Linked DNA regions of Mus musculus: all the other regions are linked to region 2. The links are chromatin loops, found by intact Hi-C in ENCODE. Cell type or tissue: left cerebral cortex. All regions are shown on one strand.

Region 1 (8,000 bases), 120 kb before region 2:
GAAGAGCATCCTTTTTCCTGTCCACCAGTTCTCTGAACTGACTCCACCTGTGAATGTAGACAGCACAAGAAGGGATCAGAATGTCTGGTAGATCCTGAGACGGGTAGCCAGAGTTGAAGCTGCCTCACTTTCCTCCTTCCCATCTTTCTCTGACTTTCTCTGTTTTTACTTGTGTGCTTTTAAATCATGTCACCCAGTAAATGTCAATCAGATGGCTTAGTGCAATGGAGTCCCACAGGGTCTAGTAATTCGTGCCTGCTGTATGCATCATACATTTCAAAACTGCTCTGGAGGAATATTTCCCCAAGCCAGACTGATGGTAAACTTTTGAACAATCTACTCAAAGATGTCTGCTCCACAGACAGACAGGAACAGGACAGGGGTCTGCCCTGACAACTGATGCTATCTTTGGCAAATCAAGCTTCATTATAGAACCCTGCTCTAGGGTTCTAACCCTAACTTCAACTTAAAGGGACAACACAGACAGGTTCTATCTTGCTGTCTGTCTTCTACCAAGGCTCTAATTTTAATCTGAGGAGAAGTTAGGTACTGGGTGACTCTGACTCATGTCCTGAATAATGTAACCTCACTTTAAAAGCTGTTTCTTGCAAAACATGGATGAGAATACTTGGTAAAGCAGATGCTGCTGTCATGACATCCATGCTACAAGGATGTGAACCTGTGCAGGAAACTCTTTTCTGACAGCAAAGCTGGGCAAGCACTGTCACCCTCACCAGAGCCACACAGGGACAGCAGGCGCTCTGCTGATGCCATGCATACCTCGTGTTGAGTTTGTCTTGCTGAGCTCTGATTTCCTTTTCACTGGGGTGGCCATTGTGCATCAGCTGCCGTGCAATCTGGTTCACCACAGCAACCCGGGAAGCCTGGTTGTTCATTTCTGGTTCTAGGCTCTCAAATCTGAGGAAAGCAATTCAAAAGAGTAGTGACTTTAATGGCTTATGTTTCAGTCCATCGCCTTAGCACCCAGGTAGTAGTAACTTCACTTACCTGTGCTGGATGACTTCCAGGTCCTCCAGCTTCTCTGGGATCTGCATGTTGTTGAGCCACTGCTCCTTCTCGTCAATCCAGAGCTCACAGGCATCAGCCTCACTGAACATCTTGTACAGGGCCAGGGTGTCCTGCAGAGCCTGCTTCCTTAGCCGTGTTAACTCTGCCATCTCCTTGCAGCGCTCCTCAATTCCTGCCAGCCGGCCCTTCACATCTGGAGACTCTGCATGTGCTTGTGGAAGGGCACTGGCTTGCTCATGCAGTGTGTCAATAGTGGGCCTGTAGTTGGTGATCTCTTCTGCTACATCTTTATGCTTCTTGACCAGAGACTGCGTGGAGTACTCATCATGGCCCACATCATTGCTGGAGACAATCTTGAGTATATCTAACATCCAAGCATCAATATCATCAGCATCAGCCTGGAACTGGTGCAGTAATGAGGCTTCCTCTAGGCGCTTCTTCCTAATGGCTGAGAGCTGTTCCAGGTTGGCCCACTGCTCCCGGATATAAATGATTCTCTCACGGATCTTTTCCGATCCAAAGTGTTCCTCTGCAATCATGTCTTCACCTTCTTTAATGGCCTGCTCAAAATGGCCACTACGGCCACTCATCTCATCCTCAAATGCCCGGTGCTTGCTCAGCAGGCGCATGACACTGGTCAAGTCTTTCCCGTAATCATCAGAGGACAGGATCTTCTCCTTCTCTCGTATCCAGCCTTCCTCTTCTGCCATCTCCCAGAAGAACTTCCAGAGGCGACGGGACTCTTCCAGGCGAGCCCTACGCTCGGCAGCCAGCTGACAAAGCTCTTGATAGCAGAACTCCATGTGGGCAACACGGTCTCGAATTACCTGGGGGTCACATGGCTTGTAGCCTGTTTTAACACCAAGGAAAGAATGCTAAGTCTCCAATAGCTCCCTGTTCATTTGCAGACAGTAAACTATGTTCCATGTTCTAGCTTGGCTCCCGTCTAAGCAGTGTCATATAAAGAGCAACAGTCACTTCCTGCCATACTGACTAGGACAGGAAGAAAGGGCTATGACGAACACTGCACTTTTGGCCCAACTGTAGACAAAGAGATCACTTACAAATCAAGAAAGCACACGTATCATATGGAAGCAGCTGTGTTTACTTAGTTCTTAAGAAGCAGTGGTGGCGCAGGCCTTTAATCCCAGCACTTGGGAGGCAGAGGCAGGACAGCCAGGACAACAGAGAAATCCTGTCTCGAAACAAACAAACAAACAAAAAAGCAAGGCTCTGGGCTGGAGAGATGGCTCAGCGGTTAAGAGCAGTGGCTGTTTTTCCCAAGGTTCTGAGTTCAAATCCCAGCAACCACATACACATACATGGTGGCTCACAACCATCCGTAATGAGATCTGATGCCCTCTTCTGGCATGTCTGAAGACAACTACAGTATACTTACATATAATAAATAAATAAACCTTTGGGGAAAAAAGAAGGTGTGCACCACCTCTGCCCATCTTATTTAAAGAAGCAAGGCCCAGTCCTTCTCCCTCAATAGCACGTGACTAGGTGTCAAAGCTGAGAGCTGCTAGAGCAACCACAGTAGGCTGTCGGTCCACATCGTTAACGAGTATGGACTGAAAACATTAACACTACCAGATGCTAAAGCTCTCAAAACCAGATAGCATTTGAGTATTTAAGAAAAATATGGGTCTATTTCAGAAAAAGACAGTGCTGAAATATCAAAACCAAACCAAAACACTGCAGTGACACATTATGACCTGGAAGTAAACAGTCCTCCCAGAACCCTAAAATGGTGCAGTAACTTACAAGTCCCGTCGCCACACACAATGTTTGTAGTTCATGGAGATATATTTCCGTTGTTGAGGTGATAATGCCTAGAGCAGTCCATTCTTACCTTCCCCATCTGTTGCAAACTTCTGGGCAGAGGCATTCACACCTCTTACACGCTCTGCTTGGATTGCAATGTCTGCTTCAACCAGGGCATGCTTCTGTAACAGGTCTTCAACACCAAGTAAGTGTTTGCCATAGTCTTGAGACAGCAATAGCACCTGTGGACAAAGCGCAACAGAAATGGCACTGTGAATACAACTGAGTTCAGTGTATCAGCACACTTAGCAGCCTTGCCGTACCACCCCTCTGGTTTGTCACTGGCCACCTCTGGACAAGACAATGCCAAATAAGTCACAACAAAACAAACATGAGACCTAGATCGGGAGAGACACAATGAACTAAGGACCATGCGCCTTGGCAAAAGCAAATAAAATTCACATTAAACACACAGAATAAAAGGGAAAGTCCCCTTAAGGGACCCTTCCCCAAGAGCCTTTCTGCTGGCTATACAACCAATAGGAGAATCTACTTAACAGCTTGTATGCCACATCTTTAACCCAACAAGAAGACCATGGTCAAGTGCCACGTCTTTAACTAGTAAGGAGACCACAGTCAGGTACCACATCACTATTATGAACTCACTGGAATTTTCTTGTTCTTCATTCAATTTGCAAATTTTTCTCCCGGCTACCATCCAACATCACCTCAGATAAAATTTCTATTTCACTCTTAACAGTTCTCAGGAAACTATGTTAACCTGAATTACAGTATACATATCGTGATTTATAAAGTGAAAATCACATCTTTGCTATACTTTAGGAACATTTCTATTTTAAGAGTTCAAAGGATCAAACCTAGTAACAACATTCTAAGTGTGAGGCAAAAGCAGAGGGAAACTGGAGTTATCAGCTGCCCTTGTCCCTCTGTCACCACAACTTAAGAGGCAGGGAGCAGGTAAAGACTGACATCTAGGGGCAGAGTTCTCTTACGTAAGAAACACCGTGTTTGGAGAGAAAAGAGGATGGTCTAAACACTACTCTCATCCGTTACAAATCCCATCCCATTGCCATTAGGGATAAAAGCCTTCCAGCTCAAAAACTGTTCAATAAAGATGCTGCATCAGAAGAAACCAACAGGCACAGGGCTGTGGCACAACGGCATGAATCTAGGCTCAGAAGTGCCAGGGACAGAGGAGAAAGCACAAAAGAGCACTGCAGCCATTATCATCCAGTCCCACAGTAACCTGGACACATCTTACCACACCCCAGCTTCTGAGAGGCCACAAGGCAGACTTAAGCATTGGCTGGTTTGAAGGAGAGGAAATGATACAGCACTAAGATCTGAATTCTGGCTTCCTAGTCCCTGGCCTATGCTTACCACCACCCGCCATTTGCATATATGATCCTAGAACACTATCACTAATACACAGACCACTGAACATATTAACAATGAAAAAGAAAATCATGATTCTCTACATTGGTAAAAATCTAAATCACTGCGTCAGATCTGGGATATAAAATGGTTTCGTTTACAACTTTTCCATGGTGCTCATCTCATTTAGTAGTGAGCTAGCCAGCTTATGAGCACTGCGGCTTCAGTCTGGCTTTGCAGAAGAGTTCACTGGACAAAGAGCACTAGCGCACAACTCCCACAAAGAGAAGGTCTGACTGCGTCAGCTCTGGCCTCCCCTGCCTTCTTTTGGTCAAAAGTTACCTTCATTTCATCCATCCAGTCCATAATATAAAGCATTTCCTGGAATATCTTTTGCAATCCCAGGTTCATCTCAAGACGCTGCCTCCTGGCCCTGAGCAGTTCCAGCAAGTATTCCCAGAGCCGGATGACATTGTCCTTCCTCGCTGTGATGCGCTTGATGTCATGGTAGTTCTCGGCTTCAAGTTCCCTGGCCACAGCCACCACGGCCTGAACTCGTTCTTCATATGCAGCGATGTCTGTCTCAATGGCCTCGTGTTTTTTGGTAGCAGCCTCAACAGCGGGAAGGTCAAATCCAAAGTTGTCCTACAGAGAGACAGAACAAAAAGAAATATAAAGAAACGTAAGTCACTGAGCCGGGTGGGGGGAGCACAATACAGTGCGTAAGCTGACTTTGCCACTGGTTTCTCACTGCCCTTGGACCCTTGCAAACTTCTGGTTGAGTTCAGATGTGTTCCTAACAGTACTTAAGAAACTTCTCACTTTACAGAGGGCCTACCATCTGACTTAAGATACTGAAGTATGTTGGACTTTGTCAAGCCAAGGGAAAGAAAACTGCTCTTGTATTTCATGACCAGTGTCACGCCTTGAGAGGATGGTTGGTCAAATACTGAGGGGAAAAAAACCAGGGGAACTTTTACAGCTTACATGAATGTGAACAATTCAGTCACAGGCTCTGAACAAATTGCTCGAGCTCCTAAGTCTATGACAAGTTAGACAAACAGACAAGAAAGTATATCAGAAATTTTAAACATCCTTTGTGCAAATGGAAGTGATGGCTGGTCAGCAACGTCACAATACTGGATGTTGTTAAGTGTTGTCCTGAGCTCCAAGGCCTCTTGGAAAGAGCTAGTGTTGCTTGGCTACCTCAGAAACACTTGCATTAGTAATTCAGACAGAACCTGAGACACAAGACGCTGGTTTTCACTCAGCCATGTCTCCCTCATAGCTGCCTTGCGATCAAATCTTCGGGCGAGTTGTTCCAGTTTTTCCTGCCGTATGAGCTCATTCCGCAGAGCCAGTTCTCTCTCATGTTCTGCTTTTTCCAGTCTTTCCCAGGCCTGCAGTAGTATAAAAACAAAAAAACATGGTTTCCTGAAGCATTCAAGGAGCTGTCCTTGACTACAACAACAGCTAGTATTTGTCCAAAAGATCACAGGACTTGAAAGGGAAACAACATTTCCACCCTTGAGAAAAAGATATTTTTCTCCCTCCCTCAGCACAGTCTCATGGGAACACACTCTTGTGTTCAAAGGTCCTGCCATAAGCTTGGAAGCAAACACTTGCAGGATATGAGCAACACGACGACATCTTCTCAGCAGCTCTCATCACAGACAAGAAATGAACTGACTTTCACGCCACCCACAGCCACATTTTAAAAAGTGAACATGCCTGAATTTCTCTTTCAAAATCCTGACATTAAATTCATTCCCGAAAATGTCTTACTTAATTTTTTTTTAAAATCCAATCAATGAATGCTCAAAGGATTCTGGGTGCAAATGAACAGTTCTGTAGTTTTTCTAGTTTTCATTTGAAAATAATACCCACAGTACAAATCTCTACTTGCAGGCTTGCGAGACACAACAATGAAAACAGCCGGTATGTATAACAACTCCTCTGACAGAGAGAAACAACATCTATGTTTATAACCCACAGACATTCCAAACACGTGGAATCAGACTTCCAGTTCCTCTCTATACAACAGGAGGACATCTGAGTTGAGTGCTTCACAAAGATGAGGACTAAACCGAGCATCTGCGTAACAAGGTAAACTGTGGGCCAAGGCTGTTGACAAAGTCTGACACTGCCTGCAGAGCTCCAGTGAACTGACCTATTACAACTCTTTGCTGGACCTTCTGCTATTCCCTGCCATCTACAGGGGGATGCTGGGAGTGACCCTGGCATTTTCTTGCCCCCCTAAAGTAATCAAGCAGAGAAAACCCCAAGGATAGGGGGGGGGCAACGCATGAGCGTGCAGGTCCGCTTCACCTTGTTGATGTCAGAGATGAGCTTCCCCTCGCGGGGCATGTAGACCTTCTGATTATTCGCTCGCATCTTGCTCTGAATTGTGAAAAGGAGCACCTCCAAATTCCCCTTCTCAGTAAACCTGAGGAGAGACAACCAGCCGTAAGCACTCCCGTGCCTTCTTCCTTCAAGACCAAAGGCTCACTTATTAGAGAAAAACGTACTTCATACAGTCACGGAATTCTAAAACCCTGTTCTGCAAAATCTGTACACTGGGGCAGCAGCAGGCTAGTCAATGGGTGTTTATGGACCTGGGAACTGCAGCATTGCTTTGCGGCTGCTTGTTGTTGCTAGGACTGATGTTTGAGAACATCAAGGAACAGAGTATTCTTACTAGTAACCTCAACCATGGTTTAAACCTTGTGCTCTAGACCAGTGGTTCTCAACCTGTGGGTCATGACCCTTTGGGGGACTGAAAGACCTTTTCATAGGGGTCACATATCAGATCTCCTGCACATTCGACTCTGTATTATGATTCACAAGGGTAGCAAAATTACAGTTATGAAGTAGCAATGAAGACAGCTTTATGGCTGGGGGTCCCCCACAACAGGAGGACTTGTACTCAAGGGTCTCAGCATTAGGAAGGATGAGAACTACTGTCCTGGGCAATGGACTTAATTCAGAAAGGTGGATGAACAAGCCAGCAAATGTCTAATCTAAATTTTCAGTTGGTTTCAAAGACCTCCCTCACCAAAGAATTTACAACTGAATTTTCACAAGAAATGAAAGGACTTACTTTGGAAGTATAGTAAACAAGGAAAAAAGTCCATAATTCTTACTTAATAATTATTTTAAAATACTAAACTCAAAAATTAAATTAGGGGGTTGGAGAGACGGTTTAACATGTCCGGGCTGTACAAGTGTAAGGAGTACAGATAGATCTCTAGCACCAGCATTAAAAGCTGCCGCAACTATGCTGGTGATAGTGGGAGGATGACTGCTAGCACTTTCAGGTGTGTCGAGAGAGCCTGTCTCAAGTTAGTAAGGACACCAGACACACTTCTCTGGTCTCTGAGCTTGAACACAGTTGTGCATTTCCAAACATATACAGGTGCATACATCACATACATTTGAAGAAAAGAAAAAAAAATTACCTTTCTTAGGTAGCAAAACTCTATCTCAACTGATAGGCAATGATTAACTGTCTTTACCTAACACAGTATTAATGTCAGCATATGCTTGATTACAGGATATTTTATCGGATCTGTCCAGGGTCTTATAACATATACTATGTATCAATATATACCCTAACTTTTCTTCTATTTTTCTTTTGAGGAATGCTCCTGCAATGTAGTCTGAATTAATCCTGAACTCAGGATCGTCCTGAAGTGCCCCAAGTATTGCAATTTCAGGTGTGTGCTACCACACCTGGCTGGCTTCACTGTGTTGCTTTTCTAGAATCTACAGAGCACTGCATGCCAGGGCTTTGAGAAGGGACTGAG
Region 2 (8,000 bases):
TGGAGAACATCAGTCCCATAAATGCTTCCTGGGTGCAAAGGACAGTTCACGAAGTGATGTAAATAGATACGTTTTTCACATTCCATAACCTAAACTGATTAAAGGTTTGTTTCTAGCAAGTGCTCATTACAGCCTGCGTTAACACATAAATCCCATCACTCACAGAGTCTTCTATAAAAACAGATGTTAGGATATGCAATTTAATAGCTCTCGATGTAAAAACATTTATTTTTTTGCCATGAAATATCAAAGAAATTTGTAACTCATATAGGTTAAGCATTGCTAAAAGGAAAAGCACATGAGCTGAACATCTACTCTGTGCTCAGCACCCTGAGTTGGTGTTCCCTGATGGATGAGGAAGTATTATTTGGGTTCTCTGATGAAGAAAGTAAGTATGGCTAGGTACAACATAGCTAACAAATAAGAACATCGGGATCTAGGATCAGATCTGTTTGTTCCTTCCAGGGTAAGGATTTTGTTTCTGCAGCAACAAAATCATCCTAAAAAAAACTGGATTCTGACTTCATTAATATTACTAATTCATTAAAAAAAAAAATTCTGGTCTACAGAGTGAGTTCCAGGACAGCCAGGGCTATATAGAGAAACCCTGTCTCGAAAAACCAATAAATAAATAAATAAATAAATATTTGATTTCCCTTCAAAAACAGGAATAAGCAGGCAATATTTGTAACACATCATCTACAAGGTAATAGTGGGCAAGCTACCTACAGGAGTCCTACAAATCCACAAAAAACATTTTAAAGAAAAGTGAGTCAAAGTCTGAAGAAGCATTTCAGAAGACAGAGTTCAAATGGTCAATAACAGAAACACTCCATCTTAGTAATCAGAAAATTACAAATGAAAAATTTTAAACAAATACTAAATGGATTCATATTTTAAATTTTTAAAAAATTTATATATGTGTGTACTGTGGCTGTCTTTAGACACACCAGAAGAGGGCATCAGATCATGGTTATGAGCTACCATGTGGTTGCTGGGAATTGAACTCAGGACCTCTGGAAGAGCAGTCAGTGCTCTTACCACTGAGCCACCTCTCCAGCCCCCTAGGATTAAGATTTTTTAAAGTTAGGAAGTGATCTTAGGTTCAAGAACAAACACGTTTCCCTTCCACCCATCAAATCACTCTGGAAACAACTTGGCACCCTCTGCCAAGGCTGATAATGACAATATATTCTGTGATCCAACAGGACTTATTTTTTGAACAATGTGTGTATGTTGCCACATGTATACGAAGAAACAAGTAACTATACCATTCACAGCTGCTCTTTGATTAGCAGTAAGAAAGCTAGAACCGATCTACATATCCGACTACAGAAGACTGAATGAATGAGCTGGGATTGTACAGAATACTACCCAGCACTAGAAATGAGAAAATTTATTTAATTTAGATGTTACTTTAAAATATAAGTCAGATAATATATAAAATATAATTTTGCTTATATAAAGATAAAAATATACAAAAATCAAGATTTAAGAAAGCTAACCGACAAACAAGGCAATGATAAGTATACAATTGAGGACGGGACCAGAGGCGGGGCACAAGGTAGCATAAGGTTCATTTTGAACTAGGTTCATTGGCTTCTGATTCTTTTAACATGTACTTGAGAAATACTGCTTACAGTCACAACTCAATAATCAATACTAATTTGGGAGAAACAGCTCTAAGGGAAAATGGAGCCAGGGTAGGACTAGATGCAGAGGCTGTAAAGGGTCTGTGTGCTTCAGGCTCCAGCTTCACTCTTGAAGCCCTCTGGTGATAATTTTTAAACTTCAGAAGTCTTCTAGGAAGGAATGTAAAACACTATTGATCTAGATAACCAAAAACAAATAGGACTCTCCAGGTTTCTTCATCTAGTGGCAGGAAACACACACATGTCATACACATAGCCAGAGATACTTCAGCTTTATGGTGAAGGAAGAATAAAGGAAACCATGAAATTTTAAATTCATTACCCCTCAAGTCTGTATGTGTGCAAGATAGGAGGGGCAGGCCAAGTGCACATGTGGAGGCCAGAGGACAATTTTGCTGGTCTCTTCTCATTTCCTTCCACCATTACACAGCTTGGGAAATAGAATTCAGGATGTCCGGAAGCTTTTGATAGTTTGGAAAAGCAGGGCAGAGTTCCTTAACCGGATGCTCAAACACATCATGTATTTTATTAAAAAACAGAGAGTGAGCAGGAAGTTCTGGAGTGGGCTCAAGAGGATGCACTCATAACAATCTACTGAGGGACTCTGCTAATTTCCAAAGACCATACTGACTTTTAAAATATTTATTTTAATTCTATGTATTGTGTGTGTGCTCATAAAGTCATATTCCCTGAAACTGGAGTTACAGGCAGTTGTGAGCTTCCTAGAATGGGTGCTGGAAACAAACTGAAGCTGTCTTTTGTTAGAGCTGTGTACACTCTTAACCACTGAGCCATGACTCCAGCCCCTGAAATGATATGTTAAAATAGAAAATATGTGTCTGTCCATTTGGAATAAGTTTTAGTCATTAATTTCCAAAAAATGTTATTGCTACACTATATAAGCTTGAACATGGATGGCATAACTACTACCAAGACAATCAGAGTATTAAACTTGGTCTTTCTGAAGAAAAGGTGCTTAGATAAAACATACAGACTGAAGCTTCCGAGGAGAATCCTCAGCGCTACAGTGGTAGCATTTTTAACGGAGACACTGGCTCTTTCCTCACAGAAAGTTGGTTTGCATTCCCAATAACCTGCAGGAGAACCCAGGGCTACATAAGGAAATCCACAGAACATTAGAAAAGGCTCATTAAAAGGAATCCGTTGTCCGGCCATAATTAAAGCAGTATTACTACTGAGCACTAAGGTTAATAAGTTAAAAGAAATACAAGAACGTGGACTATAAGACTGTCACTAAAAATATGCTCTTTAGTTAGGGTGACAGGAAGGTCACTTAAGCCCGAGTCTGAGATCAGTGGTTCCTGTCTCAAAAACAACTAAGTGAAAATGAGGATCTTAAGATGAAAAGCTTTCAATTACTTTAACAACAGAACACTCAACAGCAATTGCCCCTCATGTTTAACAAACAAACAAAAAAAAAAAAAACAAAAACAAAAAAAATTTTTTTTTGTAGTAAAATCCTTCTGTCTCAAAATAGTACCTCCACATGGACCATTACACTTTCATACATGAAGACAAAAAAAAAATCAAATTGTCTAAATAAATTGCAGGTCTCTGCTAAGGATGCTCCCATTCCTACATCACTGATAGACCTCTCCCCGGGCTCTTCACCAATGTAAGATGACCCAGGACACTGCTTTTGCTGCCCAGAACTTTCCATTATGGCAGATTAAAGTTTTGGTCACTGTGGTGATACCAGGTGCTTAACCCAACAGAGTTCTTCAGCTGGTATGTAAGTTAGAACAGCTAAACCTCCTGTGACATCAGCAGGTTTTTTTTTTACAGCATAGTAAATCTAAAATGTCTGCATAATCCATGCATGAAACACTAAAAAAAAATAAAATAAAAAATCTTTACGCAGATTGCCAACACAGCTGTGAAGTTCAAATCCACAAAGTCCCATCTTTGAACAGCCCAAATAATGTACACATACACACACACACCACATACCACACACACCACACATATATACAACACACAAAACCACACACAACATACACACATACCACACACTACAGATACACTACAGGCACACACACATAACACATACTACAGACATATCACACACACACACACCACACTACAGACACACCACAGGCACATCCATTATAGATACATCATACACACATATACCACACACACATACATACTATACACATACACTACACACCACACACACCACATACACATAGCAGATACCACACACTACAGACATAAACCACATACATACACCACATACACATCACATACCACACACATACATACCACACACACTATACACCACATACATACCACACACACATACCAGACACCACATACTACAGACACACCACAGACACGCATCACACATACAAACATACTACACATATATACTATACCACACATACCACATACACATACCAGATACCAAACACTATAGACATACCACAGGCACACACAAACACTCCCCTCCCCACATATACCACATACACATACCAGACATATTCCACTCAATAGCCATTCCCCACACACTCCATACACCACAGATACACTGTACATAGACCACACATAGTCACTACATAACACTCCACACACATCACAGACATTCCACACATATACAGACACTACACACCCCACAGTTACAGGCTGTTCTATTCTGTACTAACAGATTCACCGGATATTACAAACAAAAAACAAAAGCAGGCTCACCCCTGGCTTTGGAGAGCTGACCTTTCCTTCCAGTTAGTATACTGAAGTCTGTCTCTCACATGTACATTTTAAGAAAGCTTGAATTGACATTTGAAATCTATCCCATATGCCACCTCATACCTCATAAATAAAGTACAGAACTGGCAGCTTAACGGGGCATTTTCCTGTGAAGACACTTAAATGGTCTTCAGAACCATCTCAACAGTAGAGGCCTCAACCCTCCTCCCCAGCCACATCTATCTATACAATATATATACACAAAAATACATATAAGCAGCCATAAACGAAGCCAGTAACCCCATTAGTCATGTCTGGAGGCTTCACCTGAGTACCTGAACCTATAAGTCTGATTCTGGAGAAAACCAATTCACTATCAATCATGACACTTATCAAAAAATGCTTAATAGAGAATCCAAATAAATAACTGTGCTTGCTTGCAGAAAAATCATATTAAAAACCAGGTTAAAAGAGTCTCATACAAATTTCTTTTAAAACAACCAGCTGAATCCAAAATTTAGTAAACGTTTTCAGGAGCATATGATCTAAAATGAAAAATCATTTCATTTCAAAGATGGTTTCCTAAAGGAAAAATCCATTTTCTCAGAAATAATGAAAGGAAGAGAAATAACTACAACATCATGACTATGACCATCTAATTAATAAGCACTAACTTTCCACAAATAATGGAATCAATGTCCATCTGGTTTGTGGCTATGGTTTATGGGCGATGCACAGAAAATCGGCAACTCCACACCAAATGCACCACACAGCCTGGGGTGTTCTTCTGCAGCCCCTCCCTCCTGTGCTGTCCCTCCTTAGCATCAGGCTCCTTCTGCAGCAGCAGGCCAGCAGATTTTGCCTGCATCACTGCTGCAGGGTGCGCCTGGGTGCCCACACCCACCAGGAGGGGCCGGAGAGGTCACCCCCAAAGCGAAGGCTGCCCCAAAGGCTGCCCCTCGCATACCTAGGTGACCTGCTCCTCCCGACTCTACAACACTCTGACACTACGTCTCTCCACAGCAGCACCGCAAGGTATTAGCAGCTCTGGGCGCCAACAAAGCGCTGTCCTGGGCCTGGGTGGGGCCGGGCGGGGGCCGCAGGCGCCGAGTAGCTGTGCCAAGCCCCGTCGGCGAGAAGCCCGGAGACTGCGATACTGCTGCATTGTGCTGCATCACGGCGAGGGCACCGTAAGCCATCCATCTTGCCAACAACACACATCCCCGCCCCAAAAGCCCGCATCGAATCCATCTTCTCTTCTGCTGAAGCACTCCCACACATCCCTTTCCTCACTAAGTGCCCCGGCTTGACTGCAAAAATAAAGGGCAATGCTTTCCGTACAGCCTCCCCTCATTAGATGGTACCACCTGGCACCTCTCCTGTCACCAAAACAAAGGGAAGGCTCCCTCGGAGAGGCTACGGTGAGCCGGTGACCAGAGGGCACCTAGCCCACCTTCCCTAGGCAGGGCCCGAGGGTCCTTGAGCCCGCACGAACCTGTTGAAGACCCAGTGGCAGGACGTTAGGGCGGGCGCCGCACCCCAGGGCGGCTCCCCCAGCCCTGCGCGGGCGCGGAACTGGGCGAGGCGGGGGCGGCGGGGCTGCTGCAGAGCAGCACGGACCACGCCTGCCCGCAGCCCCACACCGTTACTCGCAGAGCCTGGAAGAGGCCCCGGGAGACCCCCGATTCGGCACGCACCCCCTTGACAGGACCGAGTGCGTCCGGGGGGGCAAGCGACCTCACTGCGAAACCCGCCGCGTCCGGAGGGCCGGCTCCCCGCCCCCACGGCCTCCGGGGTGCAGGGCAGCAGCAGCGTCATGCGCCCCGGCCCGCGCCCCTCCTCCGCTCTCCCGCAGGCAGCCCCGGGTGAGTTGGCATCCTCCTGCCTCGGCCCTTGACCTACCTCCGGAGGTGGGGTGGGGGGTGGGGGCCGGGGTCCCGTCCTCCTCCCGCTCCTCGGCGGCCGGGCCGGTAGGCCTGGGAGGCGACTTCGCAGGGCTGTCGGCGGCTGGGGCCGGGGCTCACAGGACGGGACCAGTAGGCGCTGCTGCGCTGGGCTGCGCGCTCGCTCCGGGCAGAGAGGCGGCCGGGGGAGGGACTGGAGGAATCTGCAGCCTGGACGGCGACAGCTGCACAGATTCCGGGGGCTGGGCGGGCGCGGGGCGGGGAGGAGGGAGGAGAAAACGCGCGGGCGGGGGCGGGGGCGCGGGGAGGGGCGGGGCGGGGAGAGGGGCGCGGGCGCGGGGAGGCTCGGTCGCGGGAGCGCGCACACGCCTCCCGCAGCACTCAAGCCTCCGCGGCTTCTCCCTGTCGCGCGCCCTCCGTCCTGCGCGCAGCCCTACAGCCCGGCAGCCGCCCACCCAGAGATGGTTCGGATGCGGCGGGGAACAGCGAGCGCGTGCACGCTCTCCGGAGCTCTGGCGCTTCCTAAGCCCCGGGCCACGCACCCTGCGCCAGGGTCTGGCCTGGGCGGGGTGGGTACCGCTGGAACCGCTGCTGCGAGAGCAAAAGGACAATGGGGGCTTTTATCCTTGCATCCAGTAAGGACCAATTACTCGTTTAATTTGAGGCTAATTCGATTATCGCCATTGAAAAAGACAGGCTAATTTTCTCGGTTACTTGTGCAGCCTCTTCTTCCCTGCGACGTTCGCCTTTAGAAAAGGAGTTGCACCGGGAGGTTAGGGTGAGTCGTTTGTTTGCTTGGTTGGAGCTCAGTGATGATGTCCAGCTTGAAGACCGATGACGCTGACCTCTATGAGAGAAGCTTTGGGCGTTGGAGCCAGTCATATGTGTTTCTTCAAACGGTTAATGGATTCCTCCATGTGAATGCTATTTTACCTTTCCCCTCGAGGGTAGCTGGGAACAGCCTACAAGTGGTTTATCCAATTCTTGCCTCATGGCTAAGCACAGACTCAACTTTAACCAGAGGCCAGGTGCTTTGCCCTGGACTCCCGGTTATTATAGAGGATCCTTGAGATGACGTGAACGCTGGAGTTCTACCACCTCCATTTTCTGACAATGGACATTTTCTTGAATTTATGTTAATTGCCCCCCACAAAGCAGCCCACTGGCTATCTTGTCAGCTCCCAGGCTGTGTAGAAGTCCTGAAACTGCACTAATGGGAGGGAAAGGATGGTGAATCATCATTCTAGGAATAGAAATGCTCTTTGGAGAACACGGTCTGGAGAAACTGATTTCCTCCCATTTCTGTAAGATCCCCAACTGTGGGCTTTTCAAGGGAATATGGTCCTTGACTTAAAAGGCAGTGTTCCCTGGAGATCTGCCCACCTGCTTAAAAAGCAACCTGGGCTGATGGAAGCATATTTTAGTACTAAAATAAAACAAAAAATTGTCATAGTACGTTGAAGACGATTATTTGTTTTAGAGCTTTACTATCAGTTTGCTTTTGATTATATGGAAAAAGTTGAGGAAGGCAAGTAATTTAACATTTTCCTCAGAAGGTTCATAACAGAGCCAGAAGGTCAATTCTTTCAAGGGTAGGATTCTTTGTTCTTTTGAATGTGTTGTTCAGTTAAGAGGTACTAAAAGTATTTGTTGACCTAAATCAAACAAAATCTACATGGGAACTGCTACCCAGTAATGAAGAAAACCCACTAGAAATGAAAGTTGCTTCCCTTTCGAG
Region 3 (8,000 bases), 370 kb after region 2:
CCACCACCACCCACCCCACCCCACCCCCGCCCCAGGCTCATGTATTTGCCTGTTTACTTCTCAGCTGTAGAACTAAGGAAGATTAGAGGGTGTAGATGGTGTGACCTTGTTGGAGAAAACATGTCACTGGGAGTGGGCTTTGTGGTTTCAAAAGTCCATCCCAAACACAGTGGCTCCCTAAATCCTGCTGCCTGCAGCTCAGGATGTAGCTCTCAGCTACTTGTCCAGCACCACATCAGCCTGACTGCCTGCTACCATTCTCCCTATCATGACAATAATGGGTAAAATCTCTGAAACTATAAGTAAGCCTCCAATTAAATGCTTCTCCATTTACAAGTTACCTTGGTCATGGTGTCTATTCATAGCAGTAGTATTCATAGCAGTCTCTTCACATGAAGAGAAGGAACAGGATAGTTTTATACATAAATACAAATACATAGCATACACAAATAGATTAGAAATCTCAGAGTTTAGTCATTAGAAACTTACTATCAAATGGGTATCCAATGAGAACATATTACGGACAATGTGACTGAGTTCCAGTGAGTAATAATAAATGAGATACTAATTACAAATATATACTTTAAGGAAACTAGAGAGATGGCTTAGTGGTTAAGAAGACTGGTCATTCTTTCAGAAGTTACCACCTGGAGGTTCACAACCATATACAACTCCAGTTCTAGTGGATCTAACCCCTCCTCTGGTATCCAGGAATGCACATGATATACAGATATACATTCATGCAAAGACCTGTACACATAAAATAATGTTAATGTACACTTAAACATTTTTGAGTAAAGAGCTGTTGAAGGCCACAGGGACAGGTTCCATTCAGGGGAAAGAAACAGGAAGAGCAGGTGACTAACTAGTATCTAACTCACAGAGTTTGTTGCAAAGACTATATATAATAATTTATGCAAAGTGATAACCATGAAGCTGAAAAGTCAAAACCTTTGAAAGTGGTATTATGAGACTTGTGTCACTGTCACCCCCACTGCTAACTCTGCTCTTCTTTAGACCTCGAGGGCGTGCACTACAACAACAATAGCACTCATTAAACAGTTCTATTATGTAAAAATGAAACTGCAATTAGGTAAATATTGCACAATAGAAAAGAGATGGCAATCTTTTTGCTTTGAAGATTTGATAAGAACTTCAAGAGCCATCTAAAGGCACTGTGCTCAGTCCTAACATTTGAAATGATGAATACTTGGGTCCTGAATATGGACCCCATGTTGGGGGAGACCTGAGGTGACAGACTGGTTAGCAATACAACAGCTCTTCTTGAATCCTGCCCAAGAGGAAAAAGTTTATTCCCAACAAAGAAGTGCCACGCTAACAATGGCCTGCCTGCAAATACTCCAACCTATTTATAATCCAAGACAACTGAATACCATTATTAATACTGTTACCAATGAAAATCAAAATATGAAAACTGCTTCATAAATGTTGTAGACACGTTGGTCTTACTACTCACATGGCATCAACCTTTTCTTCGGGGCCTTGAACTTGACCTGTCACTGTGCCTTTGCTTGTGTTCTTCACCCAGCCAACCAGACCTCGTTTCTTAGCTTCTCCTTCTGTGTACTGATTCAGGAAAAACAAAGGAGCTCAAGTTCATCAAGAGAAGTCTATACTCATAACACAACTTTCATATTCAGAAACTGCTAACCTTGTAATATTTATCTATTGAATTTCTACAATGTAGTCTACAGACTGCAGAAATGGCTCTGTGGTTAAAAGCACTACCTGTCCTTGCAGAGGACTAGGGTTCAATTCCTAACACTCACATAGTTTGCTAATAACCAACTATAATTCATATTCCAGGAGATCCAATGCCTGTTTTGGCCTCTTTGGGCACCAAGTGTGCAAGTAGTACATAGACACACATGCCGGCAAAGGACCAATACACATAAAATAAAATAAAATAAAATAAAATAAAATAAAATAAAATAAAATAAGCCTATGCAGTTATGTAGCTGACCTACAGTGATATCACTATTTATAAGATCAGTGCAATTAGAGAAAATAAACCAACAGTGAGAATTGTTTCAGAAATAGTTTCTATTACATTTCTCATATCCATAAAGTGTGTGGATGTGTTGTGTTTTCCTCCCATCCATTAGTGATGAATTACATTGCTAATCTGGGTTTCAAAGTCTGATGAATCCAAGATTCTCGATCATTGACTTAAAAATATGTTTATGATCAACATAAAATACATACAGGCAGAAATGGACACTGAGTCATTTCAAAAGTTCCAGTAAAAATAGAAATAATTTTCATAATAGAATCAAACCATCAAGAACACCAACAGCTAACACATGGTCAGGGGGTTATGGTGATCAGCTGACTCTAAACTAATGCAGGTGTCAGTCTGAAAATCAAGAAAATAATGAAAATGGGTACAATGAAATGTTAACAGAATTATCCTGAAATACAGAGAGGCTTGACTGATGGGACATGGGGGACTCTTAGGGTTAGCAACCAGAGATTTAAACAGTGATGCCATCTTCATAAAATATAATATATAATTAACTTTTAGGAAAAGGGTGCTTTTAAAATAAAACCAAGAGTGTGTATGGAGAGGGTTATTGCTAAGATGTGCGACACTAGCACCCCTGACTTTACAGTAAGAGATGTACCCCTGGCCCAAGAGGTTTCTATCTAGAATACAGGAGAGAACCATAATTTTATCTAGTACACTTACACAAATGCCTAGTTAGAACCACTTGCCAGAATACTTTTGAATTTCATAGAAAATGCTAGCTAAAATGCAGGACGGCTGTAATAAAACTTTAAAGGCACTTTTAATCACAATCAGTAATTTCAAAAAATATATCAGTCATCAAGGACATGATACAAAAAGTAGGTTAGAACTGGGAAGAAGACGGCTCTGTGATTAAAATCACTAGCAAAAAAAAGGTAGAAAAATAAGAGACAGATTTCACTTACCATTCTGAAGCAAACACCTGTATGAAAGGACAAAAAGAAATGTCAGCTTGTTTGCCTCTTACAAACTATGCATTTTCTGCCATTACTTGACTCAATTAAAGGGTAAGTAGCAAAATGAATGAAACAGTCAGTATCTGAATGTACTCAATGGGTCTTCTTAAAAATTAATCCCAGCACTCTCAAGAGGCAGAGGCAGGTGGATTTCTGGGTTCAAGGCCAGCCTGGTCTACAGAGTGAGTTCCAGGACAGCCAGGGCTACACAGAGAAACCCTGTCTCAAAAAAAAAAAATATATATATATATATATATAAAGTTTTTTGGAAAAATATTTAAAACCAAAGTATGTAATGAGATGCTGAATTATACTTTCACCATATTCTAAAATGTTTATTTAAAAACACAGTTCATCTGGTGGTATAGGCTTATAATTCTGGCTACTTGAGAGGCTGAAGGATGACAAGTTTAAGTCCAGTCTAGGCAACACAGAGAATTCAAGACCAACCTGGGCAACTTTGTCTCAAGATAATAAAGATAAGAGCAGAGAAAAGGTCATCCATGCATGCAGCCCAGTGATACATTTTCCCAGCATGTGAACAGCCCTAGACAGTCCCCAATTCCACAAAACTAAATTAATTAATAAGCTAATGAACATTTGAGATAGAGTAGGTGATATAAAATTTACTTTTCCCCAGTTTTTAGAATTTCTTTTTTTAAATAGAAGAACTAATTCAAGTTTAAATAGCTTATATTGTTTCTAGTTATAGTCAGCATCAGGAAATGAAATGTGCTTGACCTCAGCTGGGCTTCCAGAACCTCATCATTAATGGAAATTAATGCAGATGAAAATGACCCCTGTAGGCTCTTTGGTGTAGCTGATACTCCATGAATACTGTGGATCACGTGGTTGATTGGTATTGTTCATGTTAGTTACGTTTTCTCTTTTTAGACTGTGGCAGACGAAGCTGTTCCATTTGTGGTTTGGGGATTTGGCTTAGTGGCAAGGCACTAGTATAGCAAGCTTGAGGAACTGGGTTCCATCTTCAGTGGCATAGCTGCACTTGTATATAGATCCAGACACCCATCCACAGAAGGAATACTAGCAATTTCATATCTCATGTTTTATATCTACAACCAAACAGTGATACATGGAGTACGCGGGGTTTTTCATGGGAATGGAACAAGATGCTAGATGGTTCCAAATTATTCTGAAGACTTGGATTTACCACAGAAAGCCTAGAAATTATGATGATCCTAAACAACAGCTCTTAGGTCATCCCCTCAAACTGCAAATATGAAAATAATTGATCAATTATCCGAGATAGGATCCCCATATATGTACCATGGCATGTATACTCACAGACATACACAAAATAAGTAAATGTAAATATTTTTTTTTAAATACCAGCCTGAGCTACAGGTAAAAACAAAACAAGAAAACCCTACCAAACACACCAAGCACATAACACACACACACACCACCACCACCATCACCACTACCACCATTACCACCACAATAGATCCACACAATAGAATACTATTCAAGAACACAACAACCAAATACAATATGCTAAGCAAAAGGAGCCAAATTTACACATAATGTATAATTACATTCTGGAAAGGCAAAGCTGCAACGGCTGAAAATAGACTGTTGCTAAGGCCTGGAAGGGAAAAGAATGCTAACAAGAGGTTCAAGGGAATTTTCTGGGGTCATGGGGCTATTCTCTGAACTGTGCTGGTGATTCTATGTCCTCACACATGACAAAAGAAACTGAGTGTAAAAAAAGGAGAAATATGCCTTGGTGGAAAACAATTAGGAAAAATTTTGATTGGGAAGTCACCAAGAACAGATCAAAACACCTCCGAGAAGGTGAAAATATGGAGCTTGTACACAGAAGCAGACCCTAGGTAGGATCCTGTGAAAGCTCAGAAAGGTGTTTTATACATCCTAATGGCAGTAGACTGTACAATCAAATAAATGGAGCAAAAAGAGCAGTAAGGGAATGAAGGCAGTGTTATGTCACCAGTGGAATTTTCTGAGACTATAAAAATATTTTTAAAATACATGTAGAGTGTGGAGGAATGATGTGTGTGAAGAATTGATGAGAAGAAGAGCCAGAAGGCAATCTATTATCCATGAAGGGAAAGATGCCAGCTGGTGGATATACAAGGAAACAGCAGAAAGTCATACTGTTGTTCCACAGCACAAGCCAGGTGCCTCAGAATACAGTAAGTGCTTACCAAGTACACAGCCAGACAGCTCCAGGCTGTGTTGAACATATTCCTCTGAGCTGCTCAACCTCAACAACCCTGTGTATGAGCACTGTGGAAGGAAAGGCCAAGAGCAGCTGAAATAAAAAGAACTTGGAGGGCTGGGGTTTGGTCGGGGACAGAGCACAGTCCTAACATGCGCAGGAACCCAGGTTCAAGCCTCAGCATCATGAAAAGATTTTAAAAATGACATGATCTCTTTCTTATGTAAGTCAGAGTCTACAAACCACTAGTCATGGGAGTTTTCTTAAAGATAGCACTTCAGACTAAGAGAACTCTGCCTAGAATCTAGGGAATCCACTGTTACATAGTAAAACATGCAACCAGTAGCTGGGAGGCAGGTTTGTGGGAGGCTTGCAAAGAGTTTTCACTTCAAGTCGAGTCACATTACAGGACAGGTATGGAGTCTAGCAGTAAAGCATTTGGCTATCGTGAACAAGGCCCTGGGTTTAGGCCCCAGTGATGGCTTCCTATCAGGGTGGTTCAGTTGGTATGGATGAGAAATGATATGCTTACTTGTCAAGTCTGTCTCACTAGCTTGCAAATCAGTAGCATACAAGAAACTTTGGATGGATGATGAATGGCAAATCCTAATCTCCTATACCCTATCATGACCTGGTGTTGGAGCTGTCCAGATGACCTGGCAGCTCAGGCTGTTTCCTCCACCCTTAATATGTACTGCCCTAGAAAGGAGACCATGTCACTTCTTGCCCTTAAAATGAGCAACATCCTTTCGAACAACAAAGACAAACGAAGGCTTATAACACAAACAGGGGCTGAGAACATGTCCCAGTCAGTAAAATGTTTGCTAGACAAGCAAGAAGACAAGAGTTTGGATCCTCAACACCCATGTAAAAGCATGTATCCTATTCATACCTGCAAACCCAGCTCCAAGAAGAACAGAGACAAGAGGACCACTAGAGCTTGCAAGCCCTGGGTTTAGGGGAAAAATTGCCTCAAAGGACAGATGGTGACAAAGAAGAAAACAAGTATTTTCTTTGGTCCTCCATGTGTGCACAAACACACATGTGCAATACATTCACACATATAAATAAACAAATCCTTTTTGAAAAATAAGACAGGGGCTGGAGAGGTGACTCAGCCGTTAAAGGCTAGGCTTACAATAAAAAAAATAACACTGAAGTTAGTAGAGGAAGACACCTGACATCAACTTCTCCACACAAGCAAAATGAGACACATCTGAAAATGCTATCAGGAAACATGTTATGTCTGCACCCGGAGCTGATCCTGTGCCACAGCGCCCAGAGCTGATCCTGTGCCACAGCTCTCCATACCCAAATACCTCCAGGAGAGAGCTGGTCTCCCAGGAGTGCTCACACACCTGTGAGCACAGGTAAGACCACCACTTCTGCTCAAATTCCTGGCCCAAGAGGTACCTGCCCAGAGCCATCAGGACACAGGAATGAAGGAACAGCCAGGGACAGAATCTTTCCTGTTTCCATCTGCACCCCAGAGCTTACCCTGTGCTACAGACGTCCATACCCAAATTCCTCCCAGAGAGATCTGGTTTGCCAAGAGTACTGACACACAGGCTTGCGTGAGGGACAAGCCACAGTCAGAGACAGCAAGACCAGCTAACATCAGAGATAACCAGATGGCAAGAGGCAAGCGCAAGAACCTTACCAACAGAAACCAAGGCTACTTGGCATCATCAGAACCTAGTTCTCCAACAACAGCGAACCCTGGATACCCCAACACACTAGAAAAGCAAATCTCTGATTTAAAAATCACATGTTATGATGCTGACAGGGGACTCTAAGAAGGACATAAATAACTCCCTTAAAGAAATACAGGAGAACACAGGTAAACAGGTAGAAGCCTTTAAAGAGGAAAAACAAAAATCCCTTAAAGAATTAGAGGAAAACACAACCAAACAGGTGGAGCAATTGAACAATACCATACAGGATCTAAAAATGGAAATAAAAACAATAAAGAAATCACAAAGGGAGACAACTCTGGAGATAGAAAACCTAAGAAAAAGATCAGGAGTCATAGATGCAAGCATCACCAACAGAATACAAGAGATAGAAGAGAGAATCTCAGATATAGAAGATACCATAGAAAAGACTAACACAACCGTCAAAGAAAATGCAAAATGCAAAGATCTGCTAACCCAAAAAATCCAGGAAATTTAGGATACAATGAGAAGAATAAACCTAAGGATAATAGGTATAGAAGGGAGTGAAGATGAACAAATTAAAGGGCCCGTAAATATCTTCAACAAAATTATAGAAGAAAACTTCCTTAACCTAAACAAAGAGATGCCCATGAACATACAAGAAGCCTACAGAAACCCAAATAGACTGAACCAGAAAAGAAATTCCTCCCAACACATAATAATCAAAACACCAAATGCACTAAACAAAGAAAGGATATTAAAAGCAGTAAGGGAAAAGGTCAGGGAACATATAAAGGCAGACCTATTAGAATTACACCAGACTTCTCACCAGAGACTATGACAGCTAGAAAATCCTCGACAGATGTCCTACAGACCCTAAGAGAACACAAATGCCAGCCCAGGCTACTATACCCATCAATTACAATAGATGGAGAAACCAAGATATTCTATGACAAAATCAAATTCACACAATATCTTTCCACAAATCCAGCCCTACAAAGGGTAATAGATGGAAAACTCGAACAAAAGGAGGAAAACTACACCCTAGAAATAGCAAGAAAGTAATCTTTCAACAGGAAACATGTTACTTTGTAGGCTACTTTTAAAAATAAACTAATAATTTTTAAGTAAGTTTTTGA

Evidence for each region. A loop is a pair of places that touch in the nucleus more often than their neighbours do. Peaks named below come from ENCODE experiments on the same cell type or tissue, not always from the same donor. Only the 100,000 strongest peaks of a DNase experiment are listed, where the experiment ranks them.
Region 1: a loop joins it to region 2, with 2.5 times the contacts of the local background. A loop is called at or near these places in 6 of 42 quality-filtered maps.
Region 3: a loop joins it to region 2, with 2.2 times the contacts of the local background. A loop is called at or near these places in 6 of 42 quality-filtered maps.

The regions. Positions count from the first base shown.
Region 1 is chr11:30,137,584-30,145,583 of GRCm38, forward strand. Sptbn1 (spectrin beta, non-erythrocytic 1) reads right to left here. Exons shown (of 35, transcript NM_175836.2): 9 at 6,523-6,640; 10 at 5,436-5,594; 11 at 4,537-4,839; 12 at 2,888-3,041; 13 at 1,009-1,879; 14 at 781-918; 15 at 1-47. Among named protein-coding and RNA genes, the nearest start is that of Sptbn1, 78 kb to the right of the region's middle. In left cerebral cortex, no CTCF peak of the experiment used is centred here; no DNase peak of the experiment used is centred here.
Region 2 is chr11:30,261,688-30,269,687 of GRCm38, forward strand. Gm8098 (predicted gene 8098) reads left to right here and starts at 5,771. Exons shown (of 3, transcript NR_168037.1): 1 at 5,771-6,223. It also overlaps a transcript of Sptbn1 not described here. In left cerebral cortex, a CTCF peak has its summit at 950 (motif pointing right); DNase peaks (open chromatin) are centred at 3,951, 4,363, 5,558, 5,893 and 4 more places; H3K4me3 peaks cover 5,631 bases; H3K27ac peaks cover 3,647 bases.
Region 3 is chr11:30,630,731-30,638,730 of GRCm38, forward strand. Acyp2 (acylphosphatase 2, muscle type) reads right to left here. Exons shown (of 4, transcript NM_029344.3): 2 at 2,956-2,972; 3 at 1,478-1,587. Among named protein-coding and RNA genes, the nearest start is that of Acyp2, 15 kb to the right of the region's middle. In left cerebral cortex, no CTCF peak of the experiment used is centred here; DNase peaks (open chromatin) are centred at 4,579 and 5,107; H3K27ac peaks cover 823 bases.